3 separate regions of the Homo sapiens genome follow, and all the other regions are linked to region 1. A link is a contact called in ENCODE Hi-C data. All regions are on one chromosome and are shown on one strand. Each heading gives the region's core, a stretch centred on a gene start or an enhancer-like site at or near the end of the contact. The rest is flanking DNA. Distances are from core to core; before and after follow the strand shown. Region 1 holds the start of AFDN (afadin, adherens junction formation factor). Region 2 holds the start of TBP (TATA-box binding protein). Region 3 holds the start of PDCD2 (programmed cell death 2).

The links. Hi-C counts contacts between places; a loop is a spot of excess contacts on that map. Pooled maps may share reads with other maps.
Region 2: a pooled map shows a loop between it and region 1 (7-fold over the local background). The contact joins the promoter of TBP here to the promoter of AFDN in region 1. A Hi-C loop is called at or near these places in 2 of 37 single-sample maps with no recorded cell type and 5 of 50 pooled maps.
Region 3: a loop to region 1 is called in a map with no recorded cell type, with 10 times the contacts of the local background. The contact joins the promoter of PDCD2 here to the promoter of AFDN in region 1. A Hi-C loop is called at or near these places in 3 of 37 single-sample maps with no recorded cell type and 5 of 50 pooled maps.

The regions. Positions count from the first base shown.
Region 1 is chr6:167,825,571-167,829,829 of GRCh38, reverse strand. AFDN (afadin, adherens junction formation factor) reads right to left here and starts at 2,919. Exons shown (of 34, transcript NM_001386888.1): 1 at 2,593-2,919. The coding sequence starts at 2,697. It overlaps AFDN-DT (AFDN divergent transcript), which reads left to right and starts at 3,034. Exons shown (of 2, transcript NR_027906.1): 1 at 3,034-4,259. RefSeq lists silencers at 2,767-2,966, 3,881-3,950 and enhancers at 3,117-3,196, 3,227-3,296.
Region 2 is chr6:170,553,119-170,557,085 of GRCh38, reverse strand. It overlaps TBP (TATA-box binding protein), which reads right to left and starts at 2,717. Exons shown (of 8, transcript NM_003194.5): 1 at 2,623-2,717; 2 at 3-204. The coding sequence starts at 56. PSMB1 (proteasome 20S subunit beta 1) reads left to right here and starts at 3,779. Exons shown (of 6, transcript NM_002793.4): 1 at 3,779-3,956. The coding sequence starts at 3,844. RefSeq lists enhancers at 2,447-2,836, 3,647-3,967.
Region 3 is chr6:170,583,118-170,587,138 of GRCh38, reverse strand. PDCD2 (programmed cell death 2) reads left to right here and starts at 2,502. Exons shown (of 6, transcript NM_002598.4): 1 at 2,502-2,840; 2 at 3,392-3,634; 3 at 3,951-4,021. The coding sequence starts at 2,558. RefSeq lists a silencer at 2,533-2,772.

The sequences.
Region 1 (4,259 bases), core at 1,670-4,169:
ATCCAAAGAACCAAGTTTATCATCTTCCTAAACACAGAAACCACAAAATTATCAGTGGTTATCAAAGCTGCCTGAAACCACCAATCATAGATGATTAATGAAGTTATAAAATTTGAAAACAGATACTTATCACTGTACCCAAAAAAAAAACAACAAAAGAAAACCCACAACTATACTCTCATACACATAAAAAGATTACCCAAGTAAATAAATACAAGGCTTAAATCTTATTTCTACAAATCAACTCCTGCAGTGAATTTGTTCAACATCTACTGAACATCTGATAAGGACCAGTACAATGCTTCTGTTCTTGCAGAAAACTAAAAAATTGGACTTGTGATGGCCAAATAGAGTAAAAATAATCATTAGATGGTTAAAAAAAAAAATTCACACGAGCTTAGACAAAGCAAATTGAAACTGTTGGCCTTGAAATACTGGCTGAGAGAATTACTCATATTAAGTTTACCTACATCATAATAAAAGATACAATATGTTAAATGCAAAGCTTAACTAGGACCAGAATAAATTTAATAGTACAGGAAAGTTCTCGAGAAAACAAAATAGAAATGTGAGCCAGCCACTATATAGTAAAAAAGCTAAAAAACCAATATATGGACATTCTTAAAAACCATTCATTTCATTATGAAAGGCTTCTAATACAATTCTGAAGAATAATTTCTAAAAATGGAAATGTTCAGATATAAGTAGGGAGAAAAATTAGGAAATGAAATATATCATCTTTTTTTCCAAGTCCTTCAATTCTTGTTTTGCTTCAGTGTATGTACAAAGCAAACTTTCACCTACAGTATAACTGAAAAAACAGCTTTCCAAATGACAGGCCAATTTTAAAAACTAGTCATATCACTAAGAAATAAAAAGTTTCAATTGAGTGCTTAAAATAGAATTTAATTAAATCAATGAACTATAATGTTTCTGATTTGAGATTTTTTTAATGCTAACTCAATTCAAAATCCCAAAAAGCTGAATTCTCTTTATTAAACCGAAAAAAGATTCCTTTCCACCAGACTTGAGAAATCTCTCAAAAAAAAAAAAAATCCATTCAAACAAAAAAAAAAAGCTACACACCAAGAAAATGTTTTATGGTCAACTTTTTTTACCTTGTGATAAAAAGAAAAATGAATTCATTATTCTAAAAGAAAACATAATCCTGAAACTAAATTATCATGTCACCTTTCTAAAGATACACTAGTCTATGAACGAACACTTAAGTACATAGTACTAACTCCCTTACTAGAACCTAACTCATAAAATCATTACAGAAGATGAATGAATCAGGAGTAACTTAACATAACATCTATGCTCAAATTGACAACCTGAGCCTAATGGCGTGTGTCAGTATTCAACTCAGTATTAAGACAAATGGCTAGCTACCCACGTCAAGTGCAGTCACAGGTACAGATGAAAACAGAAGAAATAGAGTCCTTCCCATGACTGGCAAAAACTCAAGAAATCAGAGAAGCAATAGTCAAATTCTCTCAAAAACATAAAGTGGAATTTAATGATAAAAGGATTACATTTCGTAAGAATGTTCAAATCTGCCAAACATGTTTTGTTGCCTAGGAGCTAGTATTTTATAGCAAGTATTAACTATAAATTACCTATTACAACAAATCAAAAATAGACGCTATTAAAATGATTTCCTAAACGGGCACAAATATTGAGTGAAATTTTTTTATGCTGGTAAAGTCTGTGCAGCCACCGAATGAACAGAGCGCGGAACCGACCCTTGCGGAGCGATTTACAGGGTTGCTCCCCGACCCTTCACCTCCCTCCCCTCTCCACGGAGCCCTTCCTAGTGGACTTGGACTCAAACATTTTTTTAAAAGCTGCTCGGAACGCTTTCAGCAGCTTTGCTATAAACAACCCCCATTGTTACCAGGCCAGGAGCGAGCGTGATTTCCTCCTCCTCTCAGGGAGCCAGCCTGGGGCCGGCGCCTCCCTCCGGGCAGAGGCCGCCGCAGAGGGCCCTTCCTCGCGGCCCCGAAGGTGGAGAAGGCGCGCCTTTCCTCGGAGGCGTCCGACTCCGGGCCTGTGCCATCAGGCAGCCCGCACCTCCCGAACTTTGTGATACTGACTTTCCCCTCCCAGCTGGCAGCCTGCAAGTTTATGAACCCGAAGCACAGCGCGCGTCACAGGCTCCATCCCGGCCACGGCGAAGGGGCGCCGCGAGCCACAACCGGGCTGCAGGTGGAGGGCGCCGGCCCCGCGCGCCGCCGCGCCCCCCGCGCCGCCGGGGATGAGGCCGGGGCCGCGCCGCGCTCGCGGGGGTGGGGGCGGCGGCCCAGGTGAGCCACCAGGTGAGCGGCCGGAGAGGGGAACAGGTGACTGCCGCGCCCCGCCAGCCCCCGCTCGGCCCGCGCGACCCCGGGATACACCGCGGCAGGGGGACGGGGGCTGCGGGGGACGCCGGGGCCCGCGGTGGGCCTGGGGGAGGGGGAGGGGAGAGAAGGGGCGGAGGGGGGAGGGGGAAAGGAGGGCGGGTCCGCGGCTGGCGGGCGGCGGCGGGGGGGAGGGGCGGGGCGCGGCGCAGCGGGCGGGGGTCGCGCAGGCCCCGCGCCCGGCGGTGCTCACCTCGGTCGGCTGGCTGATCTCGAACAGGTCCAGCCGGTTGGCGTTCCAGTGGTGGATGATGTCGGCCAGCTTCCGCCGCTCCTCGTCACGGCCGCCCGCCGACATGGTCCTGGCCGCGCCTCCTCAGCCGCGCGGGGCCGGGGCCGGAGGACGGGCCGAGGACGACAGGTCCGCGGGGGCCCGGCGCCCCTCGCCACCCCCCGCCGGCCGCCTCCGCCTCCGCGGCTGCCTCCGCCTCCGCGGCCGCGCCGCGTCCTCCGACTTGGCCTCCGCCTGGGGCTCAGTCCGCGCCGCGCCGCGCCGCCTCAGCCCCGCCGGCCGGTGTGCGCCCGGCGCCCGCCGCCCGCCGCCCGCACCCGCCCGCGCCCCGCCCGCCGCCGTGCGCGCCGCCGCCCGCCGTGCGCGCCGCCGCCCCGCGCGGCGCCGCCGCACCTCCGGGCCGCTCCACTAGGTGCTGCTGCCGCGGCCGCCAGGGAGGGAGGTGTCGGAGGGCGGGCCCCGCGCGGTGCTAGGGTTCCGTCTGGACTGGCGGTGGTGGGTCCCAACCGGCGGTACCGGGTTCCTTCCCGACCAGCGGTGCTAGGTTCGGTTCGGACGCGCGCTGCTGGATCTAAATGGGCAGTGCTGGGTCCGATGGGTGGTGCTGTGTTGGGTCCGGACGCGCGGTGCAGAGTCCGGACGGGCGGTGCTGGATCCAAATGGGCGGTGCTGGATCTGGACGGGCGGTGATGGGTCCGATGGGCGGTGCTATGTTCGGTTCGGACGGGCGGTGCTAGGTCTAAATGGGCGCTGCTGGGTCCGATGGGCGGTGCTGCGTTCGGTCCGGACGGGCGGGGACGGGCGGTGCTGGGTCCAAATGGGTGGTGATGGATCTGTGGACGGGCGGTGCTGGTTCCAGACGGGCGGTGCTGGGTCCAGACGGGCGGTGGGTCCGATGGGCGGTGCTAGGTTCGGTTCGGATGGGTGGTGCTAGGTCTAAATGGGCGGCGCCGGATCCGATGGGCGGTGCTGGGTTCGGTCCGGACTGGCGGGTCCGGGTCTGGACGGGCGGTGCTGGATCCAAATGGGGGTGCAGTGCTGGATCTGGACGGGCGGTGCTGGGTCCGAACGGGCGATGGGTCCCATGGGCGGTGCTAGGTTCGGTTCGGACTGGCGGTGCTGGGTCTAAATGGGCGGCGCTGGGTCCGATGGGTGGTACTGGGTCCGGACGGGCGGTTCTGGGTCTGGACGGGCGGTGCAGTATCCAAATGGGCGCTGCTGGGTCCGGACGGGCGGTGCTAGGTTCGGTCCGGACGGGTGGTGCTGGGTCTAAATGGGCGGTGCTAGGCTCAGCAGGGGACCGGTGGGCGTGGCGGCACAGGTACGGAGCGCAGGGCCGGTGGAGCGCCCTCTCCGAAGGGCCCTGCGCTCCCCGCGCTCGCTGCTCCTCCTGCCCGCGCATTGCCCCGGGGCTGCTGCGTGTTTCTTCCAGGGTGATTCCTTTCCGCTGGGTCACTTCAAAGCCGACCTTTTCAAGCTGTTTTCTTCCGCGGAGGACACGTTGTTAGGCTTTGTGTGCATTTCAAGGGTCATGTTTTCTGAACCGCGCTCTGCCGCTCTTGGGGTGTTCGAGCCCCCACACTGCTGTGCGGTGTTCCTCTCACAGAGTGAGGTTGGAGGGTCCCACT
Region 2 (3,967 bases), core at 1,468-3,967, 2.7 Mb before region 1:
ACCTGAGGGGAGGCCAAGCCCTGAGCGTAAGGTGGCAGGCTGTTGTTCTGATCCATGATGTTCACTTTCTTCTTGGCAAACCAGAAACCCTTGCGCTGGAACTCGTCTCACTATTCAATTTTTTCCTAGAGCATCTCCAGCACACTCTTCTCAGCAACTTCCTCAATTCCTTGGGTTATCTTCACACGCCAAGAAACAGTGATGCTGCTTTGGAAAAAAGTCTAAAGTTTAATTTAAGGATCCAGGTAACCTGTACAGTCCTATAAGCCAGTTCTATGGCTATACAAAACACAAACATGAAAACCAATGAAGCTATTTTGGAATACATTTGTTTTTACCTTATAATCCTAAAGTTTTATTCCTTCCATGTTTCCGGCGATTGCATGTAAAATCGCCAACAAAACAAAAATCATTTTGTTACATGTTTAAATAATCGGAAAATGCTCAAAATCGAGCTGTCATAACCAGCATTAAAAACTTTTGAGGAAAAACACCTAGAGAAAAATAATTCCTAAGCAAAATGTAATATCAGAGCAGAATATTCACTAAGCACTGTATACACAGCACTGTTAGGCAAAGTTTAGATCTTTAAATATTCCAATTTTACATCCTCTACAATGTCTTGGGCAAAAAATTAAGTAAATATCAAATTCAATCCAATATACTTCAGAGTGATCATTTATCAAGCTCCTACTGTAATGAAACTGTTAAAAAAAAAAAAGCCGCACAAAGATAAAGCCCTGAATTTTTATAAATGTAATAACCTTACCTCTTTAGAACACATTAATGCAAACTGTGCCTGTTATCTGACTTTTCTTAAATCATCATCGCTTTACTCACTACACATCTGAAATGAGTTTATAACAACATATTCTCACATAGAACTTAGAGGTCTCAAAGTTACAAATTATATGTCCAAAGATCCTTCAGGCATATGCACTTCAAGCATGTGCTGGTACAGAACAGACACTCAGATATTTGCTGAATGTATGAAAGACTCTGACGATCACTTTGAAAGGGCAAAGGCCCCCAAAGACTATCTATCCTACATACTCATCACTGAAAAACAGACCAAAAAAGAAAGCAAGCTCTGCTTCTGGAAATAAATATATCAGAGATATTTTTTAAAATATACTTTTTTTTTGACAGTTATCCTATAATAACAATAACAGAAGTCCTGCAGATGAGGATATAAAGATAGGAGGATATAGTCCTTGGCATCAAAGTGTTCAATATGAAGGGTATGCAAATAACTACTGTAAAACATAGTATTATAACAGCAGGTATGGTCTAAGCTAAGTTCCTTGAATGCAGAAACCAGCCTACATGTCTTTGTGATCTCTGCATCTAGCACTATGCCTGGAATACAGTATGTGATCATGAATGAGCCCATATACACCCCTGGAAGAGAAGACAATATAGACTAACAGCCAATCACTGTGAAGAGAGCGCAGTGTTTTCACAAAGCAGGGACCATCTAACTTGGGTCTCACAAGGTGAGTAGGAATTTACACATCAGGGCTTCAGACAAAAGAGAAATCAAGCAGAAAGAGACAGATTGAAAAAGCATGCAGTATGCAGGCAACAAGCTTAGTATGACTGTATAGAAGGTCACTGCAGCAGATGAGACAGCACATATTGGTGGGCTCATACTATCAGGAGTTTTCAATGTTATTGCATAGGCAATAATAACAGTTATGGAATTTCGGAAGTGCAGTATGAACAGATCTAATTTGGCAAGACTAGATGAATTTGAGAGGAGTAAAACTGGAGGACGGAAGTTTCGTTTCAGGAATCTAAGGTTGAGGCAAGAGATAATGACGGCAGGATTTAAAGCCATTATAAGTATGATTAGAGATTTATCCAGGACCTTCGGTGGCTTCAGGCCACTTTTTGCAAGTAAGTCTACAGAAGAAACCGCACAGTGATTACTGCACTAATTTATCCTCAGAAAAGAGTTGTTTGCTGGGTATCTTCATCTCCTGGAAATTGAAACATCAAATCCGATATTTTTTGGAGGCAATCAAATTAATTCTGCATAGCCTTCTAGTGTCTGTATAACTAAATGAAGCACAGTCTTTTCACAGAAAAGTCTACCTAGAGATTTGGAAAACCATGATGGCCTGAACCGAGAGACGGGAGACCCTGCAAATAAAGTGGTGTGTATTATATCTTAAGCGCTACCGTGCCCGCTGTCTCAGGCTTCTGACAAAATATTTAAGTCTCAATGTTGGCAGCAAAACAGGCGGGCACAGATCTGGGTGAATCTGCTTCTAACATGGAGAAGAAGCGGATGGCAGGACAGGGCAGGGTAAACTTAGGGTCTTCGATGCAAGGGACTGTCCTGTCCCGCCTGCCGCCGCCCAGCCAGCCAGTAGTACCCTGAGCCCCACAATCGTACGATGGGAAGCTGCCTGCGAAACACAGCAGAGTAGGGCACCAGGCGGGAGTGGCGGCCGAGTGGCCGTTACAGGCCGGAACGGCGGCAGCACGAAAGGGAGGAACGTCCCCCGAGGGGCCTGCACGCGCGCCAATTCCTAGTCTCTTCCCCACCATTGCCCCCAGGCCTCAGTGCAGTGGTGGCCTTCGCCCGAACCGTCAGAAAAGAGTACAATCTGTTACCTGGGTCACTGCAAAGATCACTATGGGCCAGCGGAAGCGAAGTTAAACAGCCGGCGGCCCAGGCGCCCGCCACAGCGAACCTGCCCGACCTCACTGAACCCCTGGCGCGCGTTGATAATGTCACTTCCGCCAGTTCTGCCCTCGGCTTCAGCGAGTTGCTCCCACTAGGGCCGAGGCCATGAGAAGTGTGAGCATAGGTCACTTCCTGTGTTTCCATAGGTAAGGAGGGGCGAAGCTCTTGAGGAGTTCCGGGGCGGGGCCGCCGTGCCACAGCCATCTCTAATTGGCCCTTGCTGGACGTAGGAAAGATCGATTTTTAAATGGCGTGTGTGTGTATATGTGTGAGTGTGTTTTGTTGTTGTTGTTGTTGTTGTTTAAAGCAACTAGCGGCGTTACCTTCGACAAGTTACCTGACCTCTCCCCCGCATTTTTTTTCTGTAAAATTGAATAATGATAACAGTGCTTACCCTTGGGCTGTCGGGAGATTGACAGAGATTGACAGAATCAGTGCCTGAGCAGTGCTTGGCACTCAGTAAGCGCGTCCTCCTTACCTGTCAGCAAGAACGCTAGCTGATCTTCAAGCGTGTAGAATGACAAGGAACACTAAGCAAAACAAACAGCTTGTGTTTACACATGCATTTATATTCAGTTCTGCCACTCCCAGTTCATGCACTGTTGTCACATGGCTCTTTCCGCAGTTGTTTCTTAGTGGGACTTCAGCACGCCTTGATTTTCCCTTCTGTAGTTCATTGTGGCGTAATCATATGTTATACTGCTTGTTTTCTTTGTACTTTTTATTATCAGTGAGGTTGTGAGCTCTTTAAGGATAGGAAATGTTATATACATTTTTTATTAGCCAGGACAATTAACGTTCCCACCGTTATTCGAGTTGCCGTTGCGCCATAGTTCTGACAATTTTTTTGTATGGTCAGACTTAAATTTTTGTCCATTGGGGTGAATTCCAATGTTTTCTTCGAGGGGGAAAAAAACAAAAAACAAACAAAAAAAACCCTTTACATCCCTGTCAGCGCTTTTTGGAATGGGCGGGATTCAACTACCAAAGGGACAAGCCGCCGTGCAGCCCTCCAGGAGCAACGACTAGCGTGAGATAGAGAGGCCGGGAGCGAACTTCAGGAGAAGCCGGAAGTGGCGTAACGTCCGGTCAAGGCAGCCATCTCGCCGTGAGACAGCAAGTGTCGGATCCGCAGGCGCAGCCGTGCGATGTTGTCCTCTACAGCCATGTATTCGGCTCCTGGCAGAGACTTGGGGATGGAACCGCACAGAGCCGCGGGCCCTTTGCAGCTGCGATTTTCGCCCTACGTTTTCAACGGAGGGTAAAAACCCC
Region 3 (4,021 bases), core at 1,253-3,752, 2.8 Mb before region 1:
AGGATAAATTAAAATTCCAATAAGAAAAATATATTAACCTGGAAACCTACAGGAAATGGGTGATTGCCTAATAAAAATACACATGAACAAAAGGAATCCTAAAATAAGAAACATACAAATAGGCCAGTTAGTATAGAAAAGCTTGGAATGATGCTTAGACATCTCTCACTGGAAAAGACCCCAGGGACATACAGATTCAGAGTTAAGTTTTAACTGAACTTGGTTAAATTTGTTGACCTTCAGCAAATCCTGATTTTATTTAAAATGGTCAAGGCCTAGTTGAGGGAAGGGGAAAGAAGTGATTTTCTTCAATTACTTTTACGGTATAATTTCTGTGAAAGGAAAATAAAACTCAGGACCACAAAATCACTAAACCAAAGGGTAAAGTCAAGCTGGAAACTATGTCAGGCAAACCTGCCTCCCATTCTATTCCTAAATAAGATAGCTGCCAAGATAAGAGGCTACGTACCTCCCTTAAAATTTGCCCACAAGGAAATTCCTTGTGGATAAAGGACAGACAGAACTCAAAGTTATCCCTTTAAGGTGCGCCTGAGACAAATGCATATCTAATTGCTTCCCCTCCCCTATTGTTTACGTAAAAATGATAATTCACTGAGCCAGACTAAATTGTGTATTCAGTGGAAGGCTGATCAAGGACTCAAAAAAATGCGATCTTTTGCCTCTTATCTACTCATGACCTGGAAGCCCTCACCTCAAGTCCCGCTTTACCTGACTAAAGTACATCTTACACATACTGATTGATGTCTCATGTCTCCCTAACATGTATAAAAGCAAGCTGTACCCTGACCACCAAGGGCACATGGTCATCAGGGCCTTCTGAGGCTGTGTCACGGGTGCAACCTTAATCTTGGTGAAATAAACTTTCTAAATTGATGGATGCCGGATGTGGTGGCTCATGCCTGTAATCCCAGCACTTTGGGAAGCTGAGACGGACAGATCAACTGAGGTCAGGAATTCGAGACAAGCCTGGCCAACATGGTGAAACTCTGTCTCTACCAAAGATACGAAAATTAGCTGGTTGTATTGGCACACACCTATAATTCCAGCTGCTCAGGAGGCTGAGGCAAGAGGATCGCTTGCCTGGGAGGCGAAGGTTGCAGTGAGCCGAGATCATGCCACTGCACTCCTCCAGCCTGGGTGACAGAGCAAGATGCCATCTCAAAAAAGAAAAAAAAAAATTGATGGAGAGTTAACTTTTGGTTTACAATGTAAATGTTTATTTAAAAACAGACATTATTTTATGTACCATTACAAATATACTGCTACCCAGCTGCTCGGGAGGCTGAGGCAGGAGAATGCTTGAACTCGGGAGGCGGAGGTTGCAGTGAGCCGAGATCGCACCATTGCTCTCCAGCCTGGGCGACAGAGCGAGACTCCATCTCAAATAAAACAAAAACAAACAAATATACTGCCAACTAAACTGTGATTTTGTCAAAAATAAATGTTGTTGATGACTTTACTTCCATTAAAGCCACTGTAGTAGCCAAGGGAAAGCTTCCTTTTTGTCCTCTGAAGGTTCACTGAAAAGTCAACTGACAAAAGGCACATTAATTGGAGAAAGGGCATACAAATTTATTAACATGCACATGGGGGAGAACCAGAGTGATTTTGCTGAAGCCCCAAATGGGGTTCAGAAACTTATATACCATCTTGAGGTTACAGAATGGGGGTTTGGATTGTGGCATAACAGGTTATGCGGGTGGAGACCTGGCTGACAACCACGGTCTTGTTATGTAAATGAAACCTCCTAAGTAGAACTCCTTAAAGAGAACAGGTGGTACATGTTTCTTTCAGACCTTTGCAAACCAACAGTAAAATTCTAAACCCTCCAACCGACTGATGGACCCTCTGCTTGCCCAAGGGCATTCTGAAGTTAACCTGAAAAACTAGTTCAGGCAATGATGGGAAGTGGGGGTTGGCCATGCCTCATTATACACTCCTCCCTTGGAATTCAGGTACAGCAAGCCAGCACTAACATTAAAACAGAGACCTTAAGACTGACAGAAAAGACTCTTCTGCAGAGGCTTCTTCATTACTCTCAGGCACACAGGATTCTTGGTTTCCGCTGTAGGGTCCTCACTTTACCTGTTCAACCTTCATTTGTCTTTCACTGCCTACTCTTGGTTAGCACTCGGCCAGCGCACAGGTTTCCCACACCCTGAGGTGGACACCAGCAGGGAAGGTTTGCGGGAGGGCTCTGCCTCCCTGGCGGCCACCCGCAGGCCCACAGCAAGACATGTGCAGAGGTGAGCGGAGCGCCGTCACCAGCTGCCACTCTCCCAAAGACCAGAACCATCCCAGAGCACCCGGAGGCACCAGGAAAGCGGCTCGGAGGCAGAGGCGCCAGGGGCGGGGCTGATGCCGAGAGGTTTCCTCTGCCCCGTTCCCTCGCATTGGTCCTGCAACCGCTCCCGTCAGACGCGTTTCCGCCTCCTGTCCTCCGGAAAGGTGCCCGCCTCTTGCCTTCCGGCCCGGCGCCCGATTTCCGCCTTCCGACCCAGCTGTGGGCTGCGCCCCACGCCAGCCCGCGCCCCGCATGGCTGCCGCCGGGGCCAGGCCTGTGGAGCTGGGCTTCGCCGAGTCGGCGCCGGCGTGGCGACTGCGCAGCGAGCAGTTCCCCAGCAAGGTGGGCGGGCGGCCGGCATGGCTGGGCGCGGCCGGGCTGCCGGGGCCCCAGGCCCTGGCCTGCGAGCTGTGCGGCCGCCCGCTCTCCTTCCTGCTGCAGGTGTATGCGCCGCTGCCTGGCCGCCCGGACGCCTTCCACCGCTGCATCTTCCTCTTCTGCTGCCGCGAGCAGCCGTGCTGTGCCGGCCTGCGAGGTGAGCCGCCAAACGGGGTCGGGACGGGGCCATGCCTCCGACGCGTGCGCGGCGTTAATTCCGGGAGCGACCAGGGGGACGGCGGCAAGCACCGCTGCCGCCCCAGCCTCAGAGCTCCCTCTCCGCGCTGCCCCAGGAGCACCTTCTCCCGGGCCCTTCCAGGATGTGCTCATTTTTGCTACATAAGCTTCTAACTGTGCCCACGCGCATTGGTAACCCCCAGCTTTTAATCAGTGGGTACCAGGTATGGTGTTAATTCAGATAATAGAAATTGTCTTGGAAAGATGGATCCCAGTAGCTTTTTCGTATTTTTGGCAGTCGTTCTTAACGATCAGTCTTATTAATTTGATTAACTCAAACCACCTCTAGGAGGCAACTCAGTTGCGTGTACCGGACGAAATCTAGTTTCTGGATTTTAAAAGCTTATTCCTGAAAGCAAAAACTTTCATTTCTTTTTTGTTGTTGTTATTTTCAGTTTTACGTGCAGAGGATAAAATATGTGAATTGCTGTTTTGTTTGAAGATAAAACTTTTCTCTGTATTCTTTTTTAGTTTTTAGGAATCAACTACCCAGGAAAAACGATTTTTACTCATATGAGCCACCTTCTGAGAATCCTCCCCCAGAAACAGGAGAATCAGTGTGTCTCCAGCTTAAGTCTGGTGCTCATCTCTGCAGGGTTTGTGGCTGTTTAGGCCCCAAAACGTGCTCCAGATGCCACAAAGCATATTACTGCAGCAAGGAGCATCAGACCCTAGACTGGAGATTGGGACATAAGCAGGCTTGTGCACAACCAGGTGGGTAATCTTTTTTTTAAGTCTCAGTTCAGTTTCATCGCCTTTGTCAACCCAGATATTTCCAGGACAACTTTAAAGGTAAAATTAGGAAAGGTATAGTACTTTAAAATTTTTCATGCCTGGAACACCTTTGTAAAAAAAAAAAAAAGGCTGTGAAGTCTGAATCACTGAATAATGTCACCATATAGGCATTTAATTTATGACCCTTTATCTAAAATGCCAGAACTATAGGGAATATAGTACTTTAGAGACAGCAAATTATTAGACTGTCTTCAAAACTAAATGATTACTAATAGTGCTGTCCTTTTTGTTTCAGATCATCTGGACCATATAATTCCAGACCACAACTTCCTTTTTCCAGAATTTGAAATTGTAATAGAAACAGAA